Regions from separate parts of the Homo sapiens genome. Here region 2 is linked to region 1. A link is a loop called in an ENCODE intact Hi-C map of the cell type or tissue named here. Cell type or tissue: lower leg skin. All regions are shown on one strand.

Region 1 (8,000 bases):
GTTACATGCAAATATTCTGTGGGCAGTCTTTCACGCCAAGATAAGGGACCCAGGGTCCCTCCACCTTGTGACACTTCCATTCATTCACTAGGACCTTGGAGCCTTTCACTCCAGATAAGGCGTGAGGAGAAGAATTGCACCAGACATTTGTGTGACCAGACCTGGAATTTGTATACTTTATTTTATCCTCATTTTGCTGGAAGGAATTCAGACACCTAGCCACCAGTACTTCCACATACATTGAGAAATATTACCAAGATTTGGGCTTGGGAAATTGAGGAAATGGGTTTTGATGAATATGTATATAGCAATACAGTGAACATGTTACATGCACATTGCCTAGATACCATATATTTGTCTATCCAGGGGTTGGCAAATAATGGCCTATGTGTTAAATCTAGTATGTCATCTGTTTTTGTACAGCCCATGAGTTAAGAATTATTATTACAGTTTCAATTAGATGGAGGAAAAAGAGAAAGAGAGAAGAATACTCAACAGGGTGTTTATGATCCACAAAGCTTAAAATATTTACTATCTGACTCTTTACAGACAATGGTTGCCAACTCCTGGTCTACCTGTATGATTTAAGATCCTAGAAAGAAACAAATAATCACCTTCAATAGAACATTTAATGAAAGAACTTGTGTGAGTTTTCTGCTGCATATGAATTACCACAAACTTAGTGGCTTAAAATAGACTCATGTATTATCTCACAGTTTCTGTAAATCAGGAGTCTTGTCACAATTTATGTGGGTCCTCTGCTCGTAGTCTCATCAGTTTGCAATCCAGATGTTGGGTGGGGCTGTGGTCTCATCAGAGGCCTGACTGGGGAAAGATTCCTGACCAAGTGCCTTCAGCTTGTTGGCAGAATTTCTTATAGTTATGAGACTGGCATCCCTATTTGCTTGCTGGCGAGGGGCTGTCATAAGGTCTTAGAGTTCACTATGGTGGTTAAATTTATGTGTCAACTTGACTGGACTATGGGATGCCCAGACATTTGGTCAAGCATTATTCTAGGTGTGCCTATGAGGGTGTTTTTGGATGAGATTGACATTTGAATCAGTAGACTGAGTAAAGCAGATGCTCTCCCTAATGTGGATGGGCCTCATCCAGACAGCTGAGAACCTTAATAAAACAAAAAGGCTGATCTGAGCCTATACATATGTGTGTGTGTGTGTGTGTGTGTGTGTGTATGTCTATATATATATAACATATATAAGTGCGTGTGTGTGAGAGTGTGTGTGTGTGTGTATGTGTGTATTTTTCAACCTCAGGAAATTCACAACATGCTGCTTTTTCAAGGCCAGCAGAGCCTCATACACATTCTAATCAAGAGTTGTATCACCTTTGCCATATTTTAATGGTTAGAAGCAAGTCACAGGTTCTATCTATACTTAAGGAGAGGGGGTTACACATGGGCTTGACACATTTGGGGACTACCCTAGGGAATGTCTGCCACAGGACTATTTATAAACATTTAGCAGAGTTGAGAGAAACCAATAAGGGATGGAAAAATCCTAGGCTAGCGGAAGCTACTGTCATACTTAGACAAGAAGAGGAAAAAAGAGGAGCAGTTACAGGACTAGGTAAGATTTCTAGCCCTAGGAGAGGGCTACCATGATGGGATCCATGACCTTCATTGCGCAATACAGCCACTACCATCCCATGGCCAGGCAGAGGAACTAAAGAATAAGTACCAGAACTTCTCTTTCTGCCAGTTCTTTGTCTGACTCTTCCACCCCCAAATCTATCAGACAAGCAGAAGACAAGGAAAACTGATGGATGCAATCCACAGGAGTCACCCTCCCAGACAGCAAGCAGGGCAGGGACAGGGGGAGATGGATCTGGAGGGGGCAAATAACAGCTCTTCCAAATATCTAGCTTTTGACTTTCTCAAATCTCAAGGAAAACAGCAGATGGCCTTACATACAAATGATAAATTGAAAATGTATCTATATCAGAAAAATAAAAATGGCCAGAGGGTCTGCAGCCACATTCAGAGGACCACTAAGGTTATTCAAAATCACCATGTGAGAAGCCAACACAGCTTGGCTGGCCTCAGGGGTAAGCTGATCTCAGGGAACACTAATGCTTACCCAATGCATAAGAAGGAAATGCTGCAGCCTATTTTACTCTAACCAAGTTATGCGGTTGGAGAAATGTGCTTTAGGGAAAAGATGAAACAGCTCCACCCAACACCGAGAGCAGGTGACACCTGGTAGTCCTTCACATTTGAATTTCCAGCTTAGCGTCTGTTTTTAAATGAATTATGAGCTTGCTCCCACTGAGACCTGTCTGCTATGGAAACAGAGGCATGCTCCCATCTGTGGAAAGGTGATATTTTAAAGACTAGCCTTTCACTAAGCAAATTTCTTAATAGTAGAGCCATTTGACTACTAGGTCAACTTCCCCAGACAGCTGCTCAACTACATCAACAGCATCGAGGAGCAGTGCCTTTAAAAAGCAGAAGCATATTGGATCTGGAACTGCTAATGGATCTTTAAGGAGAGAAATGCAAAGGAATTAAGGCACATCACTCTTTGGCATGTTTGTGGCTGTTTTTGTTTCATTTCCAGCATATAAAAGAGTAGGTTATGATTATCCCAAAGTGACTTTATAATTAATATTGTTCTTAAATAATATATTCATAAAATGTAAGTATGTTTGTATGAATAATGTCAAAAATTCTAGAAATGCAGAAAGCAAGAAATAATTCTAGAAAAAAGGCCTTGGAGAGGAATCTACTGCTCATAAAATTTGAGTAAATTATTTGGTTCATACAAGAGGCTTTTTTTTTTCACATCACTTTTCCCATACTCCAGCACTTAGTATGATATTGTTGCACAATCAAAAAGTTGCTATACAAGTTCAGGTAAAACTAATTTTAAAGAACTCGGTAGCTATATGTTATATCATGGCAGACTTTCTACAGTAACTTTACTGGTTCCCTATAAATAGAATATTAATTGATGATGAAGAAAATAAAGCAGTAACCATACCAGAGTGGGAATGGCAGTATTGTCTTAAACTTCTGTTAATAATTGTTTTATTACAATGAATTACAATGACCATGGAAGGTTCATCTGAATACCAAATTCACTTCTGACTAGAGCTACTGGAGTCAGAAACCATATGAACTCATAATGATGAGATATTTAAAAATCTTTGTGTAAAACATGTAGCCTGGAAAACCATGAGAAGCAATGTTTAACTGTCTTTCTGGTCTGCAAATACATACTCACATACTTAAAAGTGGGAATCTTTAAGAGCTGGGTATAAAGGAATATTTTATAAGCTACTTTTCAATATTTTTGCATTTTTATGTTAAAGGTTACTTTAATACAAGAGTAAAATTCATTTTAAGAAATGGAACTAGGGTAAAGTAGATAAAGCGTAACCAGGAAATTTGTTTTACATCAACAAAGCATAGTGGAGAATTTCATATGTTTTGAAGAGGAGAGTGTATGGTGGGTATTAGAGGAAGAAGTTTGTTTTATTTATTTTATTGAGACACTTGAAAAATTCCTTGCTGTCTAATTCGCCTTACATTGAAGAGCCAGTATGTGGTTACCTAATACACTGTTAAGTGAAATTTGGTAGTCATCCATTTAATTTGATCACAAACCAAAACATTTCAGGAAATATCACATTGGACATGCATTTTCTAGAGTAAAATTTGTATTTTTCAATCAATTGATTTTTGGTTAGTTTCCCCTTAGTAGTCAAATTCTACAATATATTCACTTTACATTGGATAAGATAGAAACAAAACACGTTTCATGGATTTAAAACATTACCCTTCAATGGTTTTTCACACTTTCTGTATATATGTAATATACATAATATATAATCCAGACTTATGCAGAGCAGTTAGCCCCTTCCTAACTCTGCTCTCTTTATTGTCTTAGAGTTAACTCACAGCACTCCCTGAATATTCATGATCAGCTTATGGAACTGAGTGCTCCAGGTTGCTTCCATAGCCCCCTACCTCCATGGCTTTGCGCCAAGATTTCCTCAATTTGAAATGCCCTTCTCTTTTTCTCAGTCATGTAAACTCTTTCTCATCTTGAAGGGTAAGCATATCCTCCTCTGTAAAGCTTTCCTTGTCACACCAGGCAAAAGTGAGTCATTCTTTCCGAGATACCACAACACTTTGTAAACATCACAGCATTATCTAAACTATATTGCAATTATTTGTTGACATGCCCGACTCCACCGCTAAGTTGTGAGCTAGCTTATTCTCATTTATACCTGCCCCACTATTAGCATGGTGGCACACAATAATCTTTAATAATCTTTGTTTAATGAATGAATGATTATATTAATGGCTGAATTTTAGAGTTGGCCTATTGAGAATCAATAGTTTGTTTTATATACACAGGAAACAATAATGAATTCAAAAGTTTATGTATCAGTCATTTGTATTAGGGCAATATTAAGAACAAACAACAGGGACTAGTGCTTTCTTGATCCTGGCATATGTGCCAATTCCTAATCTCTTGCATTTGCATGTGTACAGACATGGCCTTTTTTTTCTAGCTGCCTCTGCTAAACATTAAGTACATTAACAGGCATGGTAGAGGCAGATAAGATTAACAAAGCGGGGAACAGAAGTTCATAGGTTTATTCTGGTAGGAAATACCATAGAAATAATCCAGACCCCACTGCAAACCTCACATTCAGCAGGATAATTGAATCTTCACATTCCTGTTTTAGAATCACATTGAGCCAACACAAAGCTTGATGTACCACTTTCTCTAGGCCAGTAGAGGGCAGCACACACTTCATTAACCAGGGAAGCAAGGTTGTGCTAGTCACACTTCAGCAGCCGGAGCTTGGAATAAGTGTTCTGGCAACAGAGATCCCAGGATTCTACCACTTCAACCAAAAGTCCCCTCGAAAATGCTTATTCTTTTAAAAATTTTGTGTTAACATCATTTTACCGGCTTCCAGCACACTTTTCAAACTGTGATTAGATATTCGCCTTGAGGGACAGTGCAGCAGAGTGGAAAGACCACATAGGCTTTAGGACCAGACAGAATAGGTTTGTACATCTAGAATATACTACTACTAGCTGTGTGCCTTGGTCAAGTTACTTAATCTTTCCAGTCCTCCTTGTTCTTACTTTTAAAACACAGATAATAAGATCTACCTCATGGGTTAATGTAAGATTGAATAAGAACATTTGCATCAGTTTGATGTTTTATTATTGTCTTGCCCCTTGTCTGTTTCTTCCCATGTGGGGCAAACAAACAATATCTACAAATGTCTGTCATGCACATTTTGTCTTGCAACATGTCATGGCAGAACCAAAAAGTGCCTATCCAGAACCATCCTTGAATCAATCTGCCAAGTGAGCCCCATATTTCTGCCTGGAGCTCACACTGGAAGCAGGCAGAGGACCACTCAAGAGGCAGAGGGGAGGATGGGCCTGGCCCCTGTTACAACCTCCCAGAGCCTCTATATGTGTCTAGGGTAGTGGCTGGCAGGCTGGGGAAACATGGGTCAGAGGAGTGGCTGGGGCTTTTCAGAGATCAGGAGGGCTCCTAAAATGGGAAAGAAGATTAATTTATGCAAGGTCCTGTCCTGGGCCAATTTCACATACCCACTACGTGTCAAATCTGGAATTTGAAAGTGTCTTAGTTCCTTCTGGCTTAGATAACAGCCAGATAACAGAGTACTATAAAGTGGGTGGCTTATAAACAATAGAAATTTATTTCTCATGGTTCTAGAGTCTGGGAAGTCCAAGATCAAGGTGCTGACAGATTCAGTGGTTAGTAAGGACCTACTCTTCTGGTTCATAGACAGCCATCTTTTTGCTGGGTCTTCACATAGCAGAGGGGCAAGGGAATTCTCTGAATTTCATTCATGAGGGCTCTGTCCTCATAACCTAAACACTTCTTAAAGGCCCTGCTTCCAAATATCATCACATTGCAGATTAGGTTTCAACATATGAATTTCGGGGGGACACAAACACTCAGTATATAGCAGAAGATGAGCTAAGAATCAAAGGTGTCATAGCCAGAAATAATCCAGGAGCACCAATGAAGTCCGGGAGGCCCAGCAAAGAGTAGTTCTGGGCACAAGGTGTGGAGGGTTTAGACAACTGCAGCAAAGAGAGGCCTTAGCATTGAATCAACAAGCAGAAGCTACTGAGGGCCTTGGGGTTTCTGCAGTTAAGCTGTAAGAAACTAGGCAAAGAAATGGCAGTTTACAGGCCAGGTGTGATGGCTCAAGCCTATAATCCCAACAGCTTGTGAGGTCAAGGGAGGCTGATAACTTGAGCCCAGGAATTTGAGATCACCCTGGAAAACGTGGTGAAACCCCATCTCTACAAACAAACAAAGAAACAAAGAATACAAAAATTAGCCAGGCATAGTGACATGCACCTGTAGTTCCAGCTACTGGGGAGGCTGACGTGGGAGAATCCCTTCAGCCCATGAGGTCAAACCTCCAGTGAGCCAAGACTGCACCACTGCCCTCAAAGCCTGGGTGACAGAATGAGACCCTATTTCAAAAAAAAAAAAAAAAAGAAAGAAAGAAAAAGAAAAAAGAAAGAAAGAAAGAAAAGAAAAAGGAAAAGAAATAGAGAAAGAGCAGTTTATTACTGCACTATTTCTCATAACCTCTTCAATTTAACTTCTTTAGCTTAACAATGGACAATACCTATTACTTTATTTCTTTGAACTTGTTTCTTCATCTGTACAATATGGGCCATAAAACTTCAGGGATATCTTGCGAAGGTGAGATAAGATAGCACTGCTGCAGTTTCGAGGACCTGGTAGGAACTAAAGAGTTAGAATTCTTGCCTTTCACATATACATATGTAAATATACATATTTATATCGCTCACAATGCTTTTTGATGTTGTTTATCTTACTCTATTTTCCACTTTTAAAAAAGAATATTTGATCACTAGATTTAACATAATATTTTATAGATATGAAATCAAATATTAATAAAAGTATACTCTAATTTCTCAATCTTGTATAAGTCTCACAGATTTTATTACTAAAAATGTTTTGGTTTACGTTGTTTTTGAGCTAGAGTCCAACTTTATTTCTAGTGTTTCAATACAGACATGCCTAGAATTGGGAATTTGTCTTTTAATCTGAAAAATTAATATCATATGAATGGATAATTGTAATAATGGATTTTCTAGAATAAGTTCCACTTGGTGAAGATTATTACTTTTAATGTACTGGTGCTGAATCCTGTTCACTGTTATTTTATTTAAGGTTTGTGCATGCATAGTCAAAATTAAGATTGCTTAGGTGTTTCTCTTTTTGTGTGCCATCTTTGTCCAAGTTTGGGATCAATGTGATACTTTACCATGAAATAACAGAGTTTTTCAAGAAAATAGTTCACATACTTATATTGTGAATATGTAAATGGATGGGAGGAAATGATTCTGGGTGAGAGACATTTAGGTAGTGATAGGGAATAGCACAAAATCCATAGACTATTTTACCTACGCAACAAATTCTAGGAGTGATATGAGTAAGTAGCTCATGTAAATGTTACCGGGCAGGTATCCTGCCATGGAGAAAGAAAGGTTGAAACCCACTGGTCCAGTTAATCTGTCAGGTTCATTCCATTCTATTTGTAATAAGAACAAATTCTCAGCTATAAACTCCCCCACCTCTCAGACAGTGCATGACCATCACTAGCATTTATGAGAGTGAGTGAGAGCGAGGCAAACACTGTTCTAATGATCTCTGTGGGATCAGCTGGCAGGTACATGTTGATCAGAGGCCAGGATCAAATAGTGACATTGATTTGGTCACTAAGTTCCTTTTGGTTTTCCAGTCCACCTCATTTAAACCTCTTCTGTTTTTTGGGTGTTTAATTTTCCTTGTGGAGTCACTGCCCTTGATAAAAGTTTAATTACAGGGCTGGGCTCAGTGGCTCACGCCTGTAATCCCAACACTTTAGGAGGCTGAGGCAGGTGGATCACTTGAGGTCAGGAGTTCATGACCAGCCTGACCAACATGGTGAAA
Region 2 (8,000 bases), 580 kb before region 1:
CTGGCCACTGTCCTAAATCTGAGCAGTAGCGTCAGGGCTGGAGGTTAGCTGATGGTGACAGCATATAACCTTGGAGGCATCTGGCTGCTCAGCCCTTTGCACAAGCCACTCACTTACTTGACAACAACAAGTCACAGGATCACAGGCTGCGGACTCTGAATAGAAAGGGCGCCATTCTGTCAAACTAATGCTGAGGCCGGAGAACAGGGCCTCTAAACTTCTGAGATCTGCACTGGCCAACGTTTCCAATTGTCCCCTCAATGGCACTTGCTCTCAGCCACTAGTATACCTGCTTTGATCTACCCCAACCCCAGACCATCAACTCATTCCTTTTGATTGCTCCAGAGTACACAGGTGTGGCTGTACCTGCAAACTCATGTTTTCAGGATGGGCTTTTAATTCCGCTCAAAAATATTTTTCCATGTCTCTTTCTTGTCTTGCTTCCCCATTGCAGAATTTTTTCCTCTTTCCCCAGAGATAAGCTCTTACTCACAGAAGACAGTAACCCAGTGGTTCCTATCTATAGAGCACACATGGTGGATACCATATCTTTAATGCTCTCAGTAACCCGTGTAAGCTATGTGCTGTTGTCCTTATTTTATTTGATTTTTTAGAGATAGGGTCTCACTGTGTTGCACAGAGTGGACTGCAGTGGCTGCTTACAGGTACAATAATCATCACACACTACAATCTTGAACTCTTGGCCTCAAGCAATCCCCCTACTTTAGCCTCCTGAGTAGCTGGGATGATAGGCACATGCCCCTATGCCCAGCTTGTCCCTGTTTTATAAACAAGAGCTCAGTGAGGTCACCCAGCATGTGTTCTGGCCAAGTGCATTGTAGTTTATAAAATGCCTCCACATGTGTTATGAAGTTCTCTGACCTATGAATTGCATGTTATTATTATCTCCATTTCACAGATGGTAAAATGGAAATTTAGAGGGGTTATGTGACCTACCCATGTTGCATTGTTCATGGGTGGCTGAACTGAGTTTCGAACTTGTGTCCTCGTATTCTACATCCCATGCTTGTTCACAGTATAGTGGCAAGAAAATGGGAGCTTTCAGGCATAAACTCTCTCAAATTTCTTTATATCCATCTTTAAACTCATCTTAGTTTTTCCCCACTCATCCTTTTCTCCTGTCTCAGGAAGAAGTTGATTCTATTGTGTGTTCCTAAAAGTTCTCTCCTGTGCCCTTGAATAATCTTATTCATTTCCATTTCTTCACATTTCAACTCTTTATGCAAAAGACTCTCAAATCTTTCTTTCTCTAAACTCCAATTATTGTTTTCGACCACTTAAAGGGTATCTTTTCTTGGTAATATACCTTTATGTATAGACCATACACTACTCCCACATTCCCTCAGCTCTATACAACTAACTCTAAGTCTACGTTGTTTTACTTGGGCAATACATGTGCTTTGATGTCTCCATGCTTTTGCTTGTACTGCCTGAAATGCTGCCCTTCCCTTTCTCTACTTGCAGAAATTCCATTCATTCTTTAAAGAATCAGTTCAAGCGTGATAACTGTTACTGAATATTCTCCCAACTCTTCCTGTTAGATTTAACAGTGTATTCTGTGCATTCCCAAAGCACTTTGTTTTTTGGGATAACACATTGCTTATCACATGAGAAAATCACTTGTCTCCATCTCTGTCTCAACTTATGGGCTACCAGTAAAGTGAAGACAAAAAGGGAATTTTATTTATCTCTACATCCCTTGATGCAATAAGCATGGCCCTTGGCTAAGTGTTTATTGAATGAATAAAGGAATAAATGGATGCATGGTGACTCAGTTACTATTCCAATTTTTCAATATACCCCTAGGAGGGCATGGTCTGATTTTGTCTTTTTCCCTCACCTCAAATCTTTGCTATTGCCCTAGGAATCTGACTTGCTTGCTTTGCAAAAATGTTGAGTTTTAAATGAAAACAAATGTTACCTGCCATGTGAGATCATGAAAAAGAAAATGGAATAATATATCATTTTTTTCTTGTAAAGTAAACATACTACTGTCATCTAGGTGATCAACATTACAGATATGCATCCCAAAATTAGAATTTATATTTATAAATTTTTAAGATAATAGGAATTGATCATCTTCTATTACTAAATGCTTCCATCCACATGTTACACAATAGCAAACCTCATTAGATTAGAATAATTAGTTTGGAAAGGAGGAGAGGAAGATCTAGCCTGAATTATGGAAGTCAGAATTTATTGAAAGCAACATTGTTTTATTACTTTCAATACTATTACCTGCCAATAAAGTCTAAGGGGATATCTACTTCATGATCTTAATAATCTTTATTTTACAGCTGAATCTTTTTGCCTAAAGACCACTGTATGCCAAAGCCATGAAAACAATGTATTCTTTTTACATGGGTCACAAATATTCCATTTCACTTAGCAAATCCATTCCTTGCAGAAAATTCAAAGCTAAATTTCAGCTTAGTCTAGATCAAATTCTCAAGAATTCTGTATTAGCAGTATCTGAATTAATGAGGTTTTACTCTATTCATAGAGGAAGACACTTTAAACAATAGACTACAGTGCAATGTGCCAGGAAAGTGTTAAGTACTTTTAAAATAAAAATAGAAAAATATGTAAACTTTTTCATATAAGGAAAACACCATCCTATATATAACTGAAATCAGTCTTCAGAGCCTTTAGTTTCCTTTGTAAATCCCTTGAGGACAAGGATCGTGGTTTGCTTGCTTTTTCTCCCCACCCTCCAAGACTTTACGCACTCCAAAAATGCCACCTAGGCAGTGCTTCCTAGGGATGGCTATCATCAGCAGAACAGGTGCTTAAAAGCCACACTCTGAGGTTTTCAGATATTCTAGTTGTTGCTCTGCTTATCTATAACTACCCAAGATTCAAACATTATGAGGAAGTTACTCACTGATTCTGGGTACAGGCCGCAAGTACTTCACTGGTCCCCATCCTGAAAAAGAAGAGGAAAGAAATTCATATATTACCATCACATCCAAAGACATTTATAAAACTTTCTACACAAAGATGCCTCAAAGCCTCTCATATTTTATTTGTAACAAGGAAAATGATGGGAAGGGAGAGGGTCATGAAATAAAATGTGTCATCCCCTGTGTTTCTGGCCTGATTAAGCTTGGTGTCACTTATTAGGAAACCTGGCATTACCATGAAAATTTGGTATAGAAAAGCCTGGGCTTTGAGCCTGTACTCTTTATGGCAGGGAAATGGAGCCAGGGACTGGGGGGTGGGTAGCATTGGAAAATGACCATCACAAGGAAGACAATTTCCTTTGATTCTCAGCATTCCATCCCATAACAGATCAATGTGCTAATATACAATAATATTTTCATTTATTAATAAAATCTTTGTGTAAAATTGAGTACTTGGGCTCGATGTCTTTGGGTGAAATTGAGATAGAGATGCCATGTACAGCTCCTGGCATTATTAGTGACCCACTATTGGATGCCTTAGTTTGGGAAGCTTGGAAGAGTAAATGAACAGAAAGCTAGGATAAAAAAGAGGGCTCTGAGGCAAGCAACCCCACGGATATTTAAATTATCCAGAACGAATGAAAGTTTATTCTGTAGTAAACAGCTATAAGAAAGAAATCTTAAGGTTTTCCTTGAACGGGTGATTTTTCATGGTGATTACCAAGGGCATCTTTCTGCCAGATGAAGTTGGCCTACTGTAACATAGTATATTTCTTCTGGCCTAGTCACCTATGGGGAGAGAAGAGCCTCAGTTCCTTCTGAGAACAATCTTACAGAGCAGTAAGAATGTAATTATATGACTACTTAGTTTTTGGCTTTTTGGGTTACATGGTTCCATTTCTTTCCTTTAAAACATTATATATATATATGTATATATATAATATGTATAATACAACATATTATAACATATATACTATATGTCATACCATATATTTTATATAATATATAACTATAATGAAATATATATTATATAATACACTTACATATATTATATATTAATATATATTCTATTCTGTATTTTATAAATATATAGGTAATGTTTTGCTCTCTGCATGCCTTTTAAAAAATATCTTTCAACATATGTTGACTAAAACTTGAATGAGTACTAAAGGATGGTGTGGCTTAAGCAATGGTAGGATTAATTGTCTGTCCTGCTAGCCTGCCTCATTTAAATCACCTAGTCTCAGTGTGACTCATTTATAATATTGCTTTGCTAACCCTAATTGAGATAAAAATCTTATTGGTACTTGTCTTTTAAGTTATTTTTTAGCAAATTTCACGTGTGCCAAAAAATACCAGTTTACACTTGCATCAATGATATGCTATTCTGTTTTTAGAATGATTTAAAGCATATATCCAAGGGCATTTTTAATTGTCTTGTTATGAACTTCCTGGTGTAAGGTACTGGCCATTCTACTTGATTTAGTAATATCTGCATTTTGGAGGCAGGTATTTATGAGTCATATAGCTCATCAGTAAGTCACAGGTCCTTCAGTACAACTGATCCCCAGGGGCTGGACCTGGATATGTAATGCATTGCTCCCACCCAATTTATTGTAATTGCAACTCTATATTTACCTGTTCACCCAGGTAATGGTAGCATGATTAAGGTCACACTATCATGGCTTAGTGATAAGAATATTGTTTAGACTAGAACAAAATCTTCCTCCACACAAAATTGATTATTTCTAGCATATTATCATTATTTATGCAGGCTGTCACTGAATCAAGGAAGGAAGTTAAATTGGTGTGGAAAAACTGGTTATTCAAAAAATCTGCTTCTTTATATCCTACAATATTCTGGTAAGTTGCTTATTGATTGTATGAGAGATTGTTCTCATCAAATATTGCTTTTAAGCTATCTGACTTATAACAATCAAGTCATTTCCTTAAAAAATGTGGACATGATAGGCTCTTTCCTCCATCTCCATGATGGCTCAAATATGAAGGTTGTGCAAATCTGGCAATTTCTTAAGGATGTCTGGAGACCTGATATTAGGGCATTACAATGAGAGTACACTCAGGTATTGGTAATTCTTCCCTGGTCTAGTTTGTCCCTCCACACATCATGGATGGAAGTATACTAGTTAGATAAATGCCGTTCTCCCCCACTATAGTAAACTTATTGAACACTGGGATGATCCAGTCTGGTTCCTCTTTTTAACTTCTCTGAACCTAGTTTAGTCTTATGCATATATATTGAATTAACCTAAATTTCTGAAAGAGCTATTTCTGTAAGCATCGATTAAATGATAGGGAAATAAATACAATTTATTTTTTATCTTTTGAATTGTCTCCTAAGGAAAAGTATCCTCTCCCACATCTCAATAATAGTAATATAGTATATAGCTCTTTAAAGGCTTTAACTATATCTTTTAAATCATTGTTATTTTTCTGTATATTTGTACATAATAAATATGTAGGATGTTGGGCTCAGTCCATACAATCAATATAGACTGACTGACTAGCTACAAGATCATGTACTGAATAGCTATGCATATTCTTCCATGGTTAACTGTGAAAATAACTTGAAACCCCAACAATGGGGATTGCTTCACAAACAGAAATTAATTGGGTTTGGCCAGAGCCACTAAAATTAATGAGTTTAAACCTCACATCCAGTATATCTGTTCTTATATTGTGTTTAGAAGATTGAAAAAGAATTAAGACTTAATTTAGATAATCAAATAAAATAGGATCTTTGCCTTTCATTCCATAACTTATTCTGATCATCGTTTTTTGTGGTGAAGCATGTTTTACCTCTTGAAACTTGGCATAAACATCATAATAAGTGAATAGGTCTAGAGCTTTGATGAAAATTTAATTTTTTTAAAAATTAGCATTTCACTGATCCTTATCCTGAGGGTTGGAGAGCTTCACACAGCACTGAGCCAGGTAGAGCTCACACTCAAGTGAGAGAACACAAATACAACCATGGTGTACTTTTCTCAAAGAATTCAAAATAATTCTTCTGGCCATGTGATAAATTAATTTAGTTGTTTGTCATCATCCTTATCTAACTGAGAATACAAGGATAGGAAAAGGTTAGAGAGCTTCCTAAGGCTATGTGGCAGTTTGTTGTTAAAGTTGAAATAGGGTTACATTTGGAATGCCAAGGCTTTATTTTCAATAATGAATCAGGATTTGTTTTTCCAGCTAAACTTTGTAGATATTTGATCATCAATATCCTCTTAATTTTACACACAGATATTTGGATGCAAAGAAAAAAATAATCACAGTGAAGTTTAGGTCCTTTGGTTGCTGGGTTTAAAAGTTTATCCCAATATTTTCTTTTGAAAGATTGATTTGGTCTCACCTTGCCTTTTGTTTTATCTTTTCTTTTAAAATCGCCTGGATGCGCCATTATTAAATGAATAATAACCACAATAACAGCTAACATGGATTGAATGCTTATTAAATATCAGACATGCTGCTGAGTGCGTTATGTGAACCTTATCTAATTTAGTATCATAAGAATCCCATGGAAATACTACCAGGATTTCTGCATATAGAATATAGCCACATATTTCCAGTTCTGCATTTTCTTACATAAACTACACCCATAATCATCATGTATATTTCTCAGTTTCTGTTTCATTAAAGTAGATTGAAAAAGGCACAAAGCAGAATCCTTTTAGATTTAAGTTTTTCCCCAATATTTTACCACTATCTAGCTCACATATAATTCTATAGCCTTTATTTTATTTTATTTTGTATTTTTTTGAGACAGAGTCTTGCTCTGTTGCCCAAGCAGGAATGCAGTGGCGCGATCTCGGCTCACTGCAACCTCCTCCCACTGCAACCTCTGCCTCCTGGGTTCAAGCGATTCTCCTGCCTCAGCCTCCTGAGTAGCTGGGATTACAGGCATGTGCCACCATGCCCAGCTAATTTTTGTATTTTTAGTGGAGATGGATTTTCACCATGTTGGTCAGGCTAGTCTCAAACTCTTGACCTTGTGATCTGCCTGCCTCAGCCTCCCAAAGTGCTGGGATTACAGATGTGAGCCACCATGCTCGGCCTATATAGCCTTTTATTTTTAGTAACTCAATTTTATTGAGTCTTTACAAAACATTTTAATAGAAATAGCAGTTCTCTTCTACACACCCATATATCATTGGTTTACATAATTATCATTGAATAATTATATGAACTAGCAAAACTGGCACAGCACATCTGGGTACAAACACCACTGACGCTTGGTCCACATACATCTCCACAGGAGGGATCAGGAGTTTACAGGCGGGCTAGAGGGCATCCGGTACTGAGGTGGCTGTGAACATCAGTCGATAGGATATAATGAGAGAACGGACAGAGTTGCTTAATCAGGCAAATCACTTAGGAGGCCAGTAAAAGTAACTTCTTTTTTTTTTTGAGATGGAGTCTCGCTCAGTCGCCCAGGCTGGAGTGCAGTAGCACGATCTCGGCTCACGGCAAGCTCTGCCTTCCGGGTTCACGCCGTTCTCCTGCCTCAGCCTCCTGAGTAGCTGGGACTACAGGCGCCCACCACCAGGCCCGGCTACTTTTTTTGTATTTTTAGTACAGAGGTGGTTTCACCATGTTAGCCAGGATGGTCTCAATCTCCTGACCTCGTGATCCGCCCGTCTCAGCCTCCCAAAGTGCTGGGATTACAGGCGCGAGCCACTGTGCCTGGCCAGTAAAAGTAACTTCTATTGTATTTTATACTTTAACTATGTATGCATTTGATAAAATTCATTACTTTGATAAAATTATTAAAACGTTTAAAATGGAAGGACAAGGAGGAAGAGCATGAGTTTAGGTATCCTATCCAAGATTGCAAAACTAGTGGTGGAACTAGAATTTGACGCCTGAATTTGGCCTCCAAGTCTAGAATTCTTTTGCTCCCTCCCATTATGCGTTAGGACAGGGATGATTGTGGTGGGTTGGGTGTGCTGCTGCAGACCAGAAAGGGGGCTCAAGACAGTTCTCCTGGTCAGCAGGAGAACAGAGCAAAAGAAGATAGAAGAAACCACAAAGTGATTAAATAGTTTTAGAAAA

The links. A loop is a pair of places that touch in the nucleus more often than their neighbours do. Peaks named below come from ENCODE experiments on the same cell type or tissue, not always from the same donor. Only the 100,000 strongest peaks of a DNase experiment are listed, where the experiment ranks them.
Region 2: it touches region 1 in a loop (5-fold over the local background); 55 of 110 quality-filtered maps call a loop at or near these places.

What each region holds. Positions count from the first base shown.
Region 1 is chr18:27,600,651-27,608,650 of GRCh38, forward strand. No RefSeq gene overlaps it. Among named protein-coding and RNA genes, the nearest start is that of CDH2-AS1, 320 kb to the right of the region's middle. RefSeq lists an enhancer at 4,615-4,909. In lower leg skin, no CTCF peak of the experiment used is centred here; a DNase peak (open chromatin) is centred at 4,799.
Region 2 is chr18:27,021,211-27,029,210 of GRCh38, forward strand. CHST9 (carbohydrate sulfotransferase 9) reads right to left here. Exons shown (of 6, transcript NM_031422.6): 4 at 2,906-2,947. Among named protein-coding and RNA genes, the nearest start is that of AQP4, 160 kb to the left of the region's middle. In lower leg skin, no CTCF peak of the experiment used is centred here; no DNase peak of the experiment used is centred here.